Linked DNA regions of Homo sapiens: region 2 is linked to region 1. Evidence: chromatin loops called from intact Hi-C (ENCODE). Cell type or tissue: K562. All regions are shown on one strand.

Evidence for each region. Peaks named below come from ENCODE experiments on the same cell type or tissue, not always from the same donor. Only the 100,000 strongest peaks of a DNase experiment are listed, where the experiment ranks them.
Region 2: a loop joins it to region 1, with 5 times the contacts of the local background. A loop is called at or near these places in 2 of 110 quality-filtered maps.

Annotation. Positions count from the first base shown.
Region 1 is chr1:65,288,458-65,296,457 of GRCh38, forward strand. The region is part of intron 2 of DNAJC6-AS1 (DNAJC6 antisense RNA 1); the gene reads right to left. It also overlaps a transcript of DNAJC6 not described here. Among named protein-coding and RNA genes, the nearest start is that of DNAJC6-AS1, 17 kb to the right of the region's middle. RefSeq lists a silencer at 1,040-1,099. In K562, no CTCF peak of the experiment used is centred here; a DNase peak (open chromatin) is centred at 4,784.
Region 2 is chr1:65,212,695-65,220,694 of GRCh38, forward strand. AK4 (adenylate kinase 4) reads left to right here. Exons shown (of 5, transcript NM_013410.4): 3 at 6,060-6,232. Among named protein-coding and RNA genes, the nearest start is that of AK4, 68 kb to the left of the region's middle. RefSeq lists an enhancer at 833-932. In K562, a CTCF peak has its summit at 3,062 (motif pointing right); a DNase peak (open chromatin) is centred at 3,097.

The sequences.
Region 1 (8,000 bases):
GAATTCTTAGGAGATGAACTGCTAAACATCGGTTTCAGAATCCTACATAATGATTTGTGAGTGTGTGTATGCCCAAAGAACATTGAATTTGTAGGCGAAATTTTAAGTACACAGAAAAGTGTAAAGCATTTATAAAGTGAATACACTGTGTAACTAGCATCCAAATCAAGTAACAGGAGGTTACTAGCAACCCAGAAGCCCCTTTCTAGTTCCTGACAACCCTCCAACCTCTACTAAGAATAACTAATGACCCAATGTTTTACACTGTAGATTCATTTTGTTCATTTTTGAATTTTGTATAAATGGAATCATTTAGTATATGATCTTTTGCTCTCATTTATTTTGCCCAAATTTATGTTTGTGAGACCCATTGTGTGGTAGTTGTAGTTCATTCTTTCTCATTCCTATATAGTATTCCATTAAGGGAATATACTAATTTAGTTTTTTCATTTTGGCAGACATTTCCAGTTTGGGTCTGCTATGAAAAGTACTACTATGAATATTCCCATATGTGTCTTTTGGTGCCCATGTGAACATATTTCTGTTGGTTATATACATATTTCTGTTGGTTATATATGTTAAAAATTACTGGGTCACATGGTATGTGCATATTGAGCTTTAATAGATACTGCCAAACAGTTTTACAAAGTGGTTGTACCAAGTTTTACTCCTCTCAGCAGGGTGTGAGATTTCTAGTTATTCCACATCTTTACCAACATTTGATACTGTCAGTCATTTAAATTTTTTTTTTTCCCCAAGATGGAGTCTCGCTCTGTTACCTAGGCTGGAGTGCAGTGGCACGATCTCGGCTCACTGCAACCTCCACTTTCCAGGTTCAAGCGATTCTCCTGCCTCAGCCTCCTGAGTAGCTGGGACTACAGGCGCGTGCCACCAAGCCTGGTTAATCTTTTGTATTTTTAGTAGAGACGGGGTTTTGCCGTGTTGGCCAAGCTGGTCTTGATCTCCTGACTTCTGATCCACCCGCCTTGGCCACCCAAAATGCTGAGATTACAGATGTGAGCCACTGCACCAGGCCAGTCATTTAAATTTTAGCCATTCTAGTTAGTGTATCTGTCACTGTGGTTTGCATTTGAATTTTCATGATGACTGTGAGGTTAAGCACCTAGTCATAAGTTTATTGGGTATTTGTATGTAGTCTTTTGTGAGAGGCCTGATTATGACCAGCACTTTTATCTAGACTTTCCCAGCCACCAGAACCATAAGATACAAATATGTATTGTTTAAGCTATCTGGTCTATGCTATTTTGTTACAGCAGCCTGAGCTTACTAAGGCAGAGGGGAAGTGCTATTGTACCAGTACCAAACATAGGCCTAAGAGCACTGTGTCATTGTTGTTTTTTTTTTTTTTTGAGACAGAGTTTCATTATGTTGCCCAGGCTGAGATGCAGTGGCATGATCTGGGCTCACTCTAACCTCCACCTTTCGGGTTCAAGCAAATCTCCTGCCTCAGGCTCCTGAGTAGCTGGGATTATAGGCGCCCACTGCCACACCCAGCTAATTTTTGTAGTTTTAGTAAAGATGGGGTTTCACCATGTTGGCTAGGCTGGTCTTGAACTCCTGACCTCAAGTGATCCACCCGCCTCGGCCTCCCAAAGTGCTGGGATTACTGGTATGAGCCACTGCCTCTGTCTGAGCATTGTATGTTAAAACAACACACGTATATATCTTACAGTTCTGGTGGCTGGAAAAGTCAAGATAAAGGTGCCAGCAGATTGCCAAATTTTCAGCTGCGTTTTCTGCCTTTTTTGTACTGATTTGTAGATTTTCTTAGAGATTTATATTGAGTCCTTTGAATGTATGTATTGGAAAAATCTTCTGTCAATGTGGTTTATATTTTCACTTTCTTAATGGTGTCTTTGGATGAACCGAAATTCTTTAATGCAGTCTACTTTATTGATTTGCTTCACAGTTCCTACTTTTTGAGTACTGTTTAAGAATTCTGTTTGCGTCAATATCGTGATATTACTTTATGTAGGTTTTCTTCTGAAAGCTTTGTTTTAGAGTATATTGATTTTTAAAAAATTTAAATGCATTTGTTCACATATCAGCCTGATCTATTGAAAAACACTTAAACACTTAAATAAGCTTAAATAATAACTTTTCCACAAACTATCTATGTGATCTTCGGCAAGGCAGTTAGCATTTTTTGTTGTTGTTGTTTATTTTTAAATTATTACCTTTCCTATGGTGCTGAAGGGCAGTTAGCATTTGAACTTAATTTCTTTAACTATAGTATGATAATAATAATATCCATCTTAGAGTATTGTTGTAAGCATCATGACTATCTAAATGTTAGCTATTATTAAAAAGTCAGCTATTAGCAAAGACATTTTCAGAGACAATTGGAGATACTTAGATATAGATTGGATGTTAGATGACAGTAAGGAATTATTAATTTTGTGTTGTGTAGGAAAATGTCCCCATTAGGAAATGCATCATGAAAAATTAAGAGGTGAAGTAAAATGTCTCAATTCATTCTTTAAAAGTTCAGCAAAAACAATAAAATCCCAAATATCTAGATAAAGCAAACTTGCAAAATGTTTCAAATTATTGAATTTTTTGTTTGTTTGTTTGAAGTGGAGTCTTACTTTGTCACCCAGGCTGGAGTGCAGGGCACTATCTTGGCTCACTGCAACGACCGCCTCCTGGGTTCAAGTGATTCTCTTGCTTCAGCCTCATGAGTAGCTGGAATTACAGGCATACACCACCACACCTGGCTAATTTTTGTATTTTTATTAGAGACGGGGTTTCACTATGTTGACCAGGCTGGTCTCGAACTCCTGAACTCAAGTGATCCACCCACCTTGGCCTCCCAAACTGCTGGGATTACAGATGTGAACCACCATGCCTAGCCAAATTATTGAATTTATACATTAGATATGTAGATATTCATCATGTGAAATTCTTTCAGCTTTTTTGGTATGTTTGAAATTTTCATAATAAAATATTCAAGGAAAGTTAGTAATGAATCTATAGCATTCCTATTATTTAACATTTTCTCCAAAGCTAAAGGTGCAGAAGGACCTAATTAAATGGATTTGAGTCACTTAGCCTGTTCTGCCTGGGAAAGGAGATTAAAATGAATTTAAAATAAAATGTGAACTATATCCCTGCATACTTGAGTGGGATAAAGCTGAGCCATAAAAATCCAGGTTTTACTGGGTGTAGAAAAAAGGAGAAGGTGAGGAAGGGGTATGAGATGTACTGAGTGCTGTTAAGGGTCAGATACTCTGCTGGGTGCTGTAAATATCACCTATCATTCATAAAGCAATTCTACGAGGTAAGCAATATTAGAAAAGTTTGATATGAAAAGTTTGATAGAAAAGCTTTGGATAACTTGACTAACACAACTAGTGGATAGTGGAGTGAGGATTTGTACCCAGATCTGTGTTTTTGCACACAGATCTGTTTTTGCTTTTCTTCTTTCGTTCCTACTTTCCTCTCTCCCTCCCACCGTTGTCACTTTTTTCCCACCTTCACTCCCTTTCCTTCGTTCTTCCTTTCTTTCTGACTTCTTTACAAATGTTTTTATTTTTTATTTACTTTTTACTTTTTGAGATGGAGTTTCGCTCTTGTTGCCCAGGCTGGAGTACAATGGCGCGATCTCAACGCACTACAACCTCTGCCTCCCAGGTTCAAGGAATTCTTCTGCCTCAGCCTCCCGAGTAGCTGGGATTACAGGTGCCTGCCACCACACCTGGCTAATTATTTGTGTTTTTAGTAGAGACGGGGTTTCACCATGTTGGCCAGGCTGGTCTTGAACTCTTGACCTCAGATGATCTACCCACCTTGGCCTCCCAAAGTGCTGGGATTACAGGCATGAGCCACCGCACCCGGCCTGGTTTTTTTTTTTTGTTTTTTTTTTTTAATGAATATTACGCTTTTCATTGTAGAAACTCTGGAAAACACGTTTGTATTAATTTAGGTTTTGCTACATAATAAACCACCCCAAACTTTTTTCTTTTTTCCTGAGACAGGGTCTTGGTGTATTGCCTAGGCTGGGGTGCAGTGGCATGAATGTGGCTCATTACAGCTTCGACTTCCTGGGCTCAAGCAATCCTCCTGCCTCAGTTTCCTGAGTGGCTGGGACCACAGGCACACACCATCATGCCTGGCTATTTTCTTTAATTTTTTTTTGTAGAGATGGGGTCTCATCATGTTGCCTAGGCTGGTCTCAAACTCCTGGGCTCAAGTGATCCTCCTGCCTTGGCTTCCCAAAGTACTGGGAATATAGGTGTGAGCCATTAGACCCAGCCAGTTTTTTTATTTTTTATTTTTATTATTTTACACTGTGTTGAGATAACCACCCCCAAAATTAGTGGCTTAAGACAGCATACATTCAGGTCACAATTCTGCTGGCAGTAATTTAAATGGGCTCAGAGGGCAGTTCTTCCAGTCTGGGCCAACCTCAGCTGTTGTCATTGGGGCTCACTCAAACGTATGAGGCATCAGCTGGGATGTCAGGATCAGCTCCTCCATGTGGCCTCCCATCCTACAGCAGACTAGCTTGGGCTTGTTCTCTTGGAGAAGGAGAAGAGGAGCCAAGAGAGCAAGCAGAAATCCACAATGCTCTTGGGCCTGTGTCTGGAGCTGGTAAAACAGTACTTCCCCTCTGCCTCAGTCAGCTCAGGCTGCTGTCACAGAACATCATAGACTGGATAGCATAAACAACACACACTTATATCTCACCATTCTGGTGGCTGGGAAAGTCAAGATAAAGGTGCTGGCAGATTCAGTTGCTATGAGGACCCTTATCCTGGCTTGCAGAAGGCTGCTTGCTGTCTTCTCATTGAGTCCTCACATGGGGGTAGATGGGGTGTGTGTGAGAGAGAGCCAGAGAGACAGTGAGCACATGCTCTGGTGTTTCTTCTTTTCCTTATAAGGACACTAATCCCATGATGGGGGCCCTACCCACATAACCTCATTTAAACGTAATCATCTTCCAAAGGCCCCCATCTCCAAATACTACCACACTGGGAGTTAGGCCTTCAACATAGGAATTTTGGAGGGACACAGACACTCCCCAACACCCTCTATTGTACAAAGCAAGTCACAAGGCCAGCCCAGATTCAAGGAGTGAAGAAGTGTACCCTACCTCTTGGTGAGAAGAAATATAAAATAATATTGCATTGTGATATGGGTGGCAGCAAGTGAGGGTGAGTGGGATGAATGTTTGCAGCCATTTTTGCAAACATTTTTTCATAACATACAAAAATAAACATCTACTTTAAGTCATTTCTAATACCATTATCAAGAGCTAATTATTGTTAATATGTTGGTCTATGCACAAATAGGGGCAGATATGCACGTACAGAGGCATAGTTTTGTCTGTACACATACAGAGGCAGATTGCTTTTAAGAATATAATTTTCATTTAGAATCAAACTTATGTTCTATTAGTGTATTTTCCCAGGTATTAAATTTTCCTTGAAAACATGTTTACCCTATGATGCAAAGGAAATCAACATAAATTACTATGTTCCAGGCATTGTGCTAAGCACTTTCACTCAGTTATCTTAACTAAAAAACAAGTTTCTTGTTAATTTGCAGGGTTAATTTGCATCAAAACAAGGAATTCATTTGTTGCTACAAAGAAAAAGCAATGAAAGGACTTTGTGAAAAGGTTCAGAGAAAATGATAATGGTTAAGACATATCAGCAATACCCATTTTTCTCTTGAAACCTGACTTGTGAACTATAACAGAAAATACAGAAGATAAATCCTTGTACCTATTGCCCACCAATCCAGTCTTTCCATTTTATAGGTGAAGTCATGTCATTATTTATGTATTTGTTTGATTTGGCTGTATTTCAGGATCATGTTGAACATCAGTTCTTATTGTATGGGTAACATAAATAAGAAGCAGAAAATGTAGAGGGCAAAGGCCAAAGTTTGATCCTGGGCTTGGGACTGATTAGTTGTTGACTATGAAAAAAAAATCACTTAATTTTTTTGAGTTCAATTTTATCATCTGTAATTACAAAAGCTTCAATCTTCTTAAAATTGGTGTGAAGATTGACTACAGCATTTTATATCTGCACTGTCTGATGTAGTAGCCACTGGCTATAAGTGGCTATTGAGCATTTGAAATGTGGCTAGTCCAATTGAGATGTGCTGTAAGTATAAAATACACAGTAGATTTTGAACACTTAGGTGGAAAAATATATAAAATATCTTATTGATTACATGTTGAAATGGCAATATATTGTACCCATTGAGTTAAATAAAGTGTTATTAAAATTAATTCACTTGTTTATTTTTTAAATTCACTTGTAAAAATTTATTTTGGCTGCTGGAAATTAAAATATTACACATATGGCTCACATTATATTTCTGCTGGACAATGTTTTGCTTAAAAAATGTTCTCTGTACAATATAGAGTACAGCATAAATGTTAGTTATAGCCAGAAAAAAAGTATAGGAGGTTTAGTTGAATATGTAAGGATTCTAAGTGGTAGCATGATGCTTATTATTTTTGCTACATTTATAATGTAAGCTTTTATTTAGGCATCTGAAGTTTTTCTTTTTATGTGTTATAGAGAAGTAGGGATGGAAGTGCTAATCCAATTATGTGAGGAAATCATAATAACTTCAGTGTATTGAGCTACAGTGATGCAGGCATTGTGTTAAGTACTGTATTAGGCAGGATTCCTTTGATTACAAGTGACAGAGATGCAATCTGAATTAACTAAATTGAAAAAGGGGGATCTTGTAATTGTATGAAGCATGGGAGTGCATCTGGGTCTCCTGAATTTCTAGAATATAAACACTGTTTTTCCTATATACCTATCTTCCTCTCTCAAATTTACTTCTCCCTCCTCAGCAGCATTGTTCTCTCAGATCACTTGTCTCCATATGTCAGAAAGAATGGCTCCTTCAACCTCTGTGTGTCATCTTTGCTCTAGGGAAGGATAGACTCAGACTTGCTCTTTCTGGTTTTAAATGGAAAAGTCCTGTGAAAAAGCCATGGTTGACCTAGCTTGGTTATAGGTACCTATCCCTGGGCTATGGCAGCTCTAACCCAACCACAGAAGAGAATTTCCCAGAAAAAGGGACCATTCTTCTTGGTTGATAAAAGAATAAATGTACACTATAGCTACTCTAGCTAATTTAATATGTACAGCCAATCAGTAGGGTAGTACCTCAATGAACAAATGAGAAACTGAGACTCAGAAAAGTTATGTATTTCATTCAAGTTCAAATATCCAGGCTGGAAGTCTGGGTCTGTCCATCTCCAAAGCCCATGTTCTTAACTACCACACTGAGAAAGTTCTAGTAAATGGGGTTTGTGTCGACTTAAGTTTTACTGAATTATTTAATAGGTCTTTGCTATTTTTTTCCTCCTATCATTGCTTCCCATTGAAAGTTAAGATAGATTGAGGACAAGGGAACTGGCCCCATGGTAATACTCAGTAAATCCTTATGGAATTGAAAACCAACACCACTATGCTCTCCAATCTTGTGACCAAGGCTATAAAGGCGTTAGAAAAGCACTGCTATCATTATCTTTGTACCATGAGCTTAAGACATAGTTACCACTACTTGGACATTTCCTTTTTGTAATTTGCAGTCTTCTGCCTTCTTTTGAAAACTTCTTATTTTTCACCAACACATGGTTCCCTATAGTCTATACCACATGGGCATAGAGATTTCAGAGGCAAAGATGAAAGAGTCATACTCTGTTATTCATAAATAAAATATAGCCAAAGGGAATTTTAAAAAATGATGATCTGTAAGTCTTTCAGAAAAATGGTCTGGAGTTTGTCAGTCTCCTACTCGGATCAAAAATAAAGTCAAAGTTTTCAACTAAAATAATTGCAATAGGCTACAAATCTGTTTGTCTACTTTAATACAGTAGAAATGGAAAGTAGAAGTAAGTGACAACTTTATTGGCTGAATTCATATTAAGCAGTGTGATGGAATGCTGAGAACTCTGACCCGGACTGGTCAGAAAACCAGTCTCCTATATGTAGCTCTGT
Region 2 (8,000 bases), 76 kb before region 1:
CCCAGGCTGGAGGATTCTTTTTAACAATTACTTTTTATATGCCTGATACAGCAGCATCGTTGCATAGAAAGAGAGAACACTTTAGCAGAAATCTAAGGACCAGATGTCATATGCATTGTGCTGTTGGCTTTCACTGAATCCAAGCTTAATTAAACTGAGGCTAATAACTTCTCTATCCACCTCATAGGGTTAATGAGAAGAGTAAGAGGTAAGTAAATTTATAGAAATGCTTTGTGAACAGTTTAGTATATGTGAAGCATAAAGGCTATGTTTGCTGAGTTGCAGACTTGGAAGCCATGTAGTCCAGCTCCTTCCAAGGCACAGTTGTCTTGTCTTTGTGAATGCTTCTAGAAAAGGGCACTCACTACAGAAAATACCACAAAGCTGCCACTTTTCTTGATTTGGATCCTTAGTTACAGTTAACACAGCCTGCACGTGCACTAGTTCCTTGGAAGTTATACCATGTTGCTACCTCAAGGTACACTTGTATTATCAACAGCTTAAGAGTGAGTCTTTGTGTTGAATTTATCCATCTGTAACCCAAATGAAACCTCACCGTGATAAGGTATTGAACCAGATCAGGAAAGTAGATTAAGGAGCTTTACTATTAAAGAGTCAGGTAGGTGATGAAAGGGGCAAACTGAAAACCAGTGGAAGGAGGCTTATGGAAGTAGTGGCTGTGTTGTGCCCAGGTTCTGTGCTGTGCTGGGGTTGAGCTCCCTGTGACTCATGACTACCTGTGCTGAGCTGTAACTGCCACAGAGAGCACCAGGGACTCCCCAAGCTCTTAGAAAAAACCCAGAAAAGGAATTAAATGTGGGTGGATGAGGGCCTTTCTTTCCTGCTGCTGCGTTTTTATTGAATTGGGAAATGAGCTGAGCTCCTAGGTGAGCTCTACCAAGAGCAGCAGCAACCGTTTATTAATCAGCACACTCTCCATGTGCCCAGCACTTTGCATCTTATACATTTGACAGGGATTGTCACTTTTAATCCTCAAACTGCCCTGTGCAGTAGGCATTACCCTTTGTCATGGGCTGAGTTGTGGGTGTGTCCTCTGACCCCGAATTCCTGTGTTGAAGCCCTAACTGCCCCCCCAGTACCTCAGATTGTGACTATATTTAGAGAGAAGGTCTGTAAAGAGGTGATTAACTTCAAATGAGGTCATTAGGGTGGGCCCCAATCCAATCTGACTGGCGTCCTTATAAGAAAAGGACATTTGGACGTGGATACATAGAGTGAAGACCATGTGAAGGCAGCAGGAGAGACAGCCATCTATGAATCAATTAGAGGCCTCTGAAGGAGCAAACCCTGCTGATACCTTGGTCTTGGACTTATAGCTTCCAGGATTGTTTAAGCCACCCAGTCTGTGGCAGCCCTAGCAAACTAATGTGCCCTCATTTTTGTTGTTGTTGTTGTTTGTTTGTTTGTTTGTTTTGAGATGGAGTCCCTCTCTGTTGCCCAGGCTGGAGTGTAGTGGCACGATCTCGGCTCACTACAACTTCCACCTCCGGGTTCAAGTGATTCTCCTGCCTCAGCCTCCTGAGTAGCTGAGATTACAGGCGTGGGCCACCATGCCTGGCTTATTTTTGTATTTTTAGTAGAGATGGGGTTTTGCCATGTTGGCCAGGCTGGTCTTGAACTCCTGACCGCAAGTGATCCACCCGTCTTGGCCTCCCAGAGTGCTAGGATTACAGGCGTGAGCCACTGTGCCCGGCCCCTTGTTTCATATCTGATGAAACTAAGGATCTGAGAGTAGATGAAACTAAGGATCTGAGAGTATATGAAACTTGCCAAAGTTCTCACAGTTACGGCTAGGTAAAGTCCCGGGATTAAATCCAGGTGCGTCTGATTACAGGTAGAGATAAATCTAGGCATTAAATCCAGGTGTGTCTGTTCCCAAAGCTTGTGCTTATACCTAATGTGTTATTGAGTCCTGAATGTGTCTACCTTAAGGCTATTTCTCCTCACTTTTGAAATAGTGAGTGGCACCCAGATCTTTGACTTATTTCTGGTCCATTGTTCTTACTAATATACCATGCTTGCCTCCCCTGCCACCACTTTCCTTAGAGGTAAGATACTGCACAAGTACATGAGAGCCTCTGGAGAAGAATGTCACAAACAGGTGACTAAGTTAGGGAGTTCGTAAATCTGGAAAGATTTGCATGTGTTTGGGACTTTCCTTCCCAGCTCACTTCTGATGAAGTGAGATAGAGGCGACTTGTTCTTCAAAGTGGTTTGTTACCTACTTAGAAGTAGAGTTAAGCCTGACAGAAAAATGGGGCAGATAAGTGTTTAGTGTCATACTTGCACTGTTGCTGTCACTGAGAAGTTTGGTGGTTCGTCATGAATCGGGGTAAATATTAGAAATACCCAAGTCCTGCTCTCACTCCTAGATGTTCTACTCTAGGAAAGTCTGGGACAGGATCTGAGCATCCATCATCATTGATTTTTTTTCTTTTCTTTTCTTTTCTTTCTTTCTTTCTTTTTTTTTTGTTTGAGGCGGAGTCTTGCTCTGTCACCAGGCTGGAGTGCAGTGGCACGATCTCTACTCACTGCAATCTCCGCCTCCCGGGTTTCATTGATTCTCCTGCCTTAGCCTCCTGATTAGCTGGGATTACAGGCGCCTGCCACCATGCCCGGCTAATTTTTATATTTTTAGTAGAGATGGGGTTTCACCAAGTTGGCCAGGATGGTCTTGATCTCTTGATCTCAGGTCATTCACCCGCCTCGGCCTCCCAAAGTGCTGGGATTACAGGCGTGAGCCACCATGTCCGACCCTGATTTTTTCTTTTGAGTCTTCCTTGGTGATTTTGATGTGCTCATCAAATGGAGAACCCTTGAAGTTGTGGAATGGTTTATTTCTATAGTTGTTCCTTCTAAACCAGCTTTAGGTACCTGTTGCTTGTAGTCTAAATCACTGGAATTAATTATCATCTGTGGTCTTTAGCAGGTCTGAATGTGAGAGTCCAGTAGGTAGCAGGTGCTATCCAACATGTTTTTGAAATTTTTCTTGCTGAGTTCAGCCTATTTTGTACACTTTGCATTTTACTCCTCCAGAGGGCTCTAGAGCTCAGCTGAGCAGACTGGCTTGTTACCCTCATTAGACAAAGAAACTAGCCAATAAGATTTGAGCTTTTATTTGTTGGAGGAACTAATGTTATGTTATCTTTTAGAGCTTCCTGTTCTTTTCTTTTCTAGTGCTTCCCCCGCTCCCAGCTCTCAACCTCTATCCGATATAAAGACTGTTTTCTTGTCAAGGTCACAGTTAGTGATGCTAGAACACAAGGCAGAGACTGTGGCTAAGCTTTCAGGTCTTAGAAGAGGGATCTCTAAAATTCTTTGTTTACATTTATCAGTGAGAAGGTTGAATTTACATCTTCAATATATGGATAATTATGTATAAATTATTTATTTACCCATGCAGTTTCACTAATGTGATTGCAGTGCTTTTTTTTTTTTAGACAGTCTTACTCTGTCACCCAGGCTGGAGTGCAGTGGTACAATCTCAGCTCACTGTAACCTCTGCCTCCCAGGTTCAAGCAATTCTCGTACCTCAGCCTCCCTAGTGGCTGGGATTACAGGCATGCGCCACCAGGCCCAGCTAATTTTTGTATTTTTAGTAGACATGGAGTTTTGCCAGGCTGGTCTCGAACTCCTAGCCTCAAGTGATCCACCGGCCTGGGCTTCCCAAAGTGCTGGGATTACAGGCATGAGCCATCATGCCCGGCCACTAATACGACATTCTTTTAAAAGAATGAGCCAAGCCCTCCCTGCCTCCCGCTTCCCCAAAGTTCAAATATTTTCTTTCTGTACTTCAGTGAAGATAACTTTGGAAGCCACTGCTTTAGAAAATGCTTTTCATTGATGTGGCAGAGGTTTGCGGGGAAAGAGTTTATAGATGATCTTGAGGTTGTTTGGGCTGTAGGTACCTTTCTTTTTTTTTCTTTTTTCTTTCTTTCTCTTTCTCTCTGTCTTCCTTTTCTTTCTTTTCTTCTTTTTTTTTTCTTTTTGAGACAGGAGCTCACTATCTCACTCTGTCACCCAGGCTGGAGTGCAGTAGTGTGATTGTAGCTCACTGCAGCCTTGAACTCCTTGGGCTCAAGTAATCCTCCCACCTCAGCTTCCCAAGTACCTGTAACTACAGGCATGCATCACCAGTAAAAGCAATTTTTTAATTTTTATTTTTGGTAGAGATGGGTTCTCTCTACATTGCCCAGGCTGGCCTTGAATTCCTGGCCTCAAGTGATCCCACTGCCTCGGCCTCCTAAAGTGTTGAGATTACAGGTGTGAGCGACTGTGCCTGGCCTTGCAGGCAACTTTTTATTCCAATTGCCATCTTGACATTGTAGTGAAGAGTGAGTTGTCCAGGGAAAGGCAGAACCTGACAGTCATTGAGAGGGGACTTTATGTGGATGGCTCACAGGCAGTAAGGAAGGCTTTGGAGGAAGCATTGGAGAGTTAGCAAGCAATAGGTACCTGAAGCAGTGGCGTGGGTGGATTTTGTCACATTCAACTCAGTGAGCACTCAAATCAGCTTGGCATTCACACAGACTTAGGGGTTTCAATGCAGTGCTGCATATTCATGTTTGAGCCACCAACTTCCTGCAGTAAGGAAAGGAATTCTTTGAATTGTAAGTGCTACAGGGCCATGAATACCCATTTTTAAGTTGTCATCTTGATACTTCCAATTTTGAAAGGGTAGAGATGGGCTGGTATCCTTATCTGAATGGATTTAAAGTTTCTCTTCTGGATGTTGCATCTTTTATTATACTTTCAGCTCTTCATCTACCTGGTTCTTTAACTAGGATATAAAGACATTTTTTTAGAAAATGATAGTAGATCCAGCAAGATTTTTGTCAGAGCAGATAAACTGGAGTGATTTGTTTAGGAAAAAGTTACCACTGTGTAGCCCCACCAGAGCCAAACCTGGAGTTACATTTAAACAGGTCAATCTCTGAAGAAAAGTGTAATTTGGGGTCATATGACCTAACTCCTGAGGTCACCCAGAGCTTATACTTAAATCAGAAAAGGAAGAGATGCCCATGAGCCCAAATTTTAATTTTGTTATTTCCACACATTTAGAAAAGTAGGAAGAATAAGTTTTGCATTATCCCAATAGATTTAAAAACTCTAGTTCCTTTTAAAATCTTTAAATAGACTTAAAACAATTTCAAATTTTTTCCAGCTTTATCGCGGTATACTTGACAAGTAAGTGTATATATTTAAGGTGTACAATGTGATGCTTTGATACATACAGTGTGAAATGATTACCACAGTTAGGTTTAATAATTAACATATCCATCATCTCACATAGGTATGATTTCTTATGTGTGTGGCGAGAATCCTGAAAATCAACTCTGAGCACATTTCAAGTGTACAATACAGTATTTATGATAGTCACCATGCTGTTAATCAGATTGCCTACCTTGGTTAAAGTGCAGACTCAGGTGAAGGTCTGGATGGAGGATCATACTTTAATTGATTTAGACTCTAAAATAAATGTATATAGTTATTTTTGCTAACCTAAGAACCTACTCATAAATGGCTAGTGTTAAAATGATGTAAGATAAAATGCTTTCCCTTCACTTTTTTAACAGAAGTGGAAATGGAGGTGATGTAACTTGCCTGAGGTGACACAGGTAGTTAAGAGCAGAGAAAGGACTAGAGCCAGGACTGGTTTAGTGATTTTTAGTTTAGCGCATTTTAAATTTTTATCATATGATTCCTTAATCTTTGAGTCTTCCAAATGCAGAAGCTAGGTTATAGAATAGCATATTTTATTTTAATATTACATTTATGGAGGTAGATATTCTTGGTTAAAGCTCATTTTTAAAAAATAATTTCAACTTTTAGATTCAGAGGATACATGTGCAGGTTTGTGACATGGATTTATTATGTGGTGCTAAGGTTTGGGATGCAAATGATCCCATCACCCAGATAGTGTAAAGCTCCTTTTAGAATGGTATATGCAGATTTAATTCTGTCACTGAAAATGTTTCAAGAACTAATTGGAACTGGGCAATAGCTTGCATTTCACTTGTTTTGTTCTTTGCATTTAGGTTTTCCTAGGACATTAGGACAAGCCGAAGCCCTGGACAAAATCTGTGAAGTGGATCTAGTGATCAGTTTGAATATTCCATTTGAAACACTTAAAGATCGTCTCAGCCGCCGTTGGATTCACCCTCCTAGCGGAAGGGTATATAACCTGGACTTCAATCCACCTCATGTACATGTAAGAATATACAAAGTGCTTTCACAACCTGACAAGAAAAAGACAAACAATTTCCATTGAAAAGTGGAGAAAAGGATATGAGTAGACCATTCAAAAAAGAACAAATCTACATGACCAAAAAACATTTTTTAAATGTTCAAATGTAGTTGTCAGGGAAGGGACATTTAAGTATTTAAATAGGATATCACTTTGGATCTATTGGACTGGCAAAATCAAAATATAAAAATTTTTAATTTTATATTTATTACTGATAAATATATGTATACAATGTATATAATTATATTTATTTTATTTAAAAAATAAAACTAAAAGTCTATTGCTGGTGGGATCTGGGGAAAATAATACTCCCTTTTTTTGTTAGCTGAAGTATTACTAGCCTCTTTTTAAAGCAACATAACAATGTACATTCAGAATTTTAAGTAAATAATTTAATTCAGGCTACTTTTAAGAGAATAGCTGTGGAAATGGAAGCATTAGCAGGTTAGGTCATGTATAGGTTGATGCTTGTTTCAATGTTGCTGTAGTGGGCAAAAAACAAAACCAAAAAAATCTCAAAAAAGCAAATGAATGTCCATCTGTAGTGGAATGGTTAAATACATTGGAGAATATTTATACCATCTTGGAATATAATATAGTCAGTAAAAAGAATGAATTAGCACTACTTAAAAATTAATATACTTGATTTTTAGATAAGCTTTAGGTTTACATAAAAATTAAATGGAAAATCCCCTCCCTCACCCTAGCTTCTTCATTATTAGCATTTTGCATTAGTGTAGTACATTTGTTACAGTTAATAAACTAATATAGAAAAGTTATTAACTAAAATTCATAGTTTGCATTGACGTTTTCGTTTTTTATAGTCTATGGATTTTCACAAATGCACAATGACATGACATTTTTCCATCATTACTGCATTATACAGAATAGTTTCATGGTCTTATAATTTATATTTCCTGTGCTCTACCTATTAATTCCTCCCTGATTTTCGCCAAACTTCTGAAAACTACAGATCTTTTTACTGTCCTTATAATTTTGCCTTCTATAGAATGTCATATCGTTGGAATCATATAGTATATCTACTTATCAGACTTGGCTCCTTTCACTTAGTGATATGCACTACACATTCTGTGTTTTTTGGAGGCTTGGTAGCTCATTTATTTTTGTAAGTGAATAATGTTCCATTGTATGGATGTACCACAGTTTATTCGTTTTGAAGAACATCTTGGTTCCATGTCTTGGCATTTATGAATAAAGCTGCTCCAAATATTCACGTGCAGAGTTTTGTGCAAAATGTAAGTTTTCAACTATTTTGGGTAAAGACCAAGGAGTGTAATTGCTGGATTGTAAGTGTATATTTTAGCTTTGTGAGTAACTGGCAAATTGTCTTCCAAACTGGTTATTTGATTTTGCATTTCCACCAGCAATAAATGTTTCTATTTCTCCATATCATCACCAGTATTTAGTGTAGTAAGTGTTTTAGATTTCAGCCGTTCTGCTAGGTGAGCATTATAGTTTTTTGACATGGAGAAATCTTCTGAAAGTGTTTTTCTTTTTTATTTTCTTTTCTGAGATGGAGTCTCGCTCCATCACCCAGGCTGGAGTGCAGTGGCGTGATCTCAGCTCACTGCAACGTCCGCCTCCTGGGTTCAAGTGATTTTTCTGCCTCAGCCTCCTGAGTAGCTGGGATTACAGGCATGTGCCAGCATGCCTGGCTAGTTTTTGTATTTTTAGTAAAGACAGGGTTTCACTATGCTAGCCAGGCTGGTCT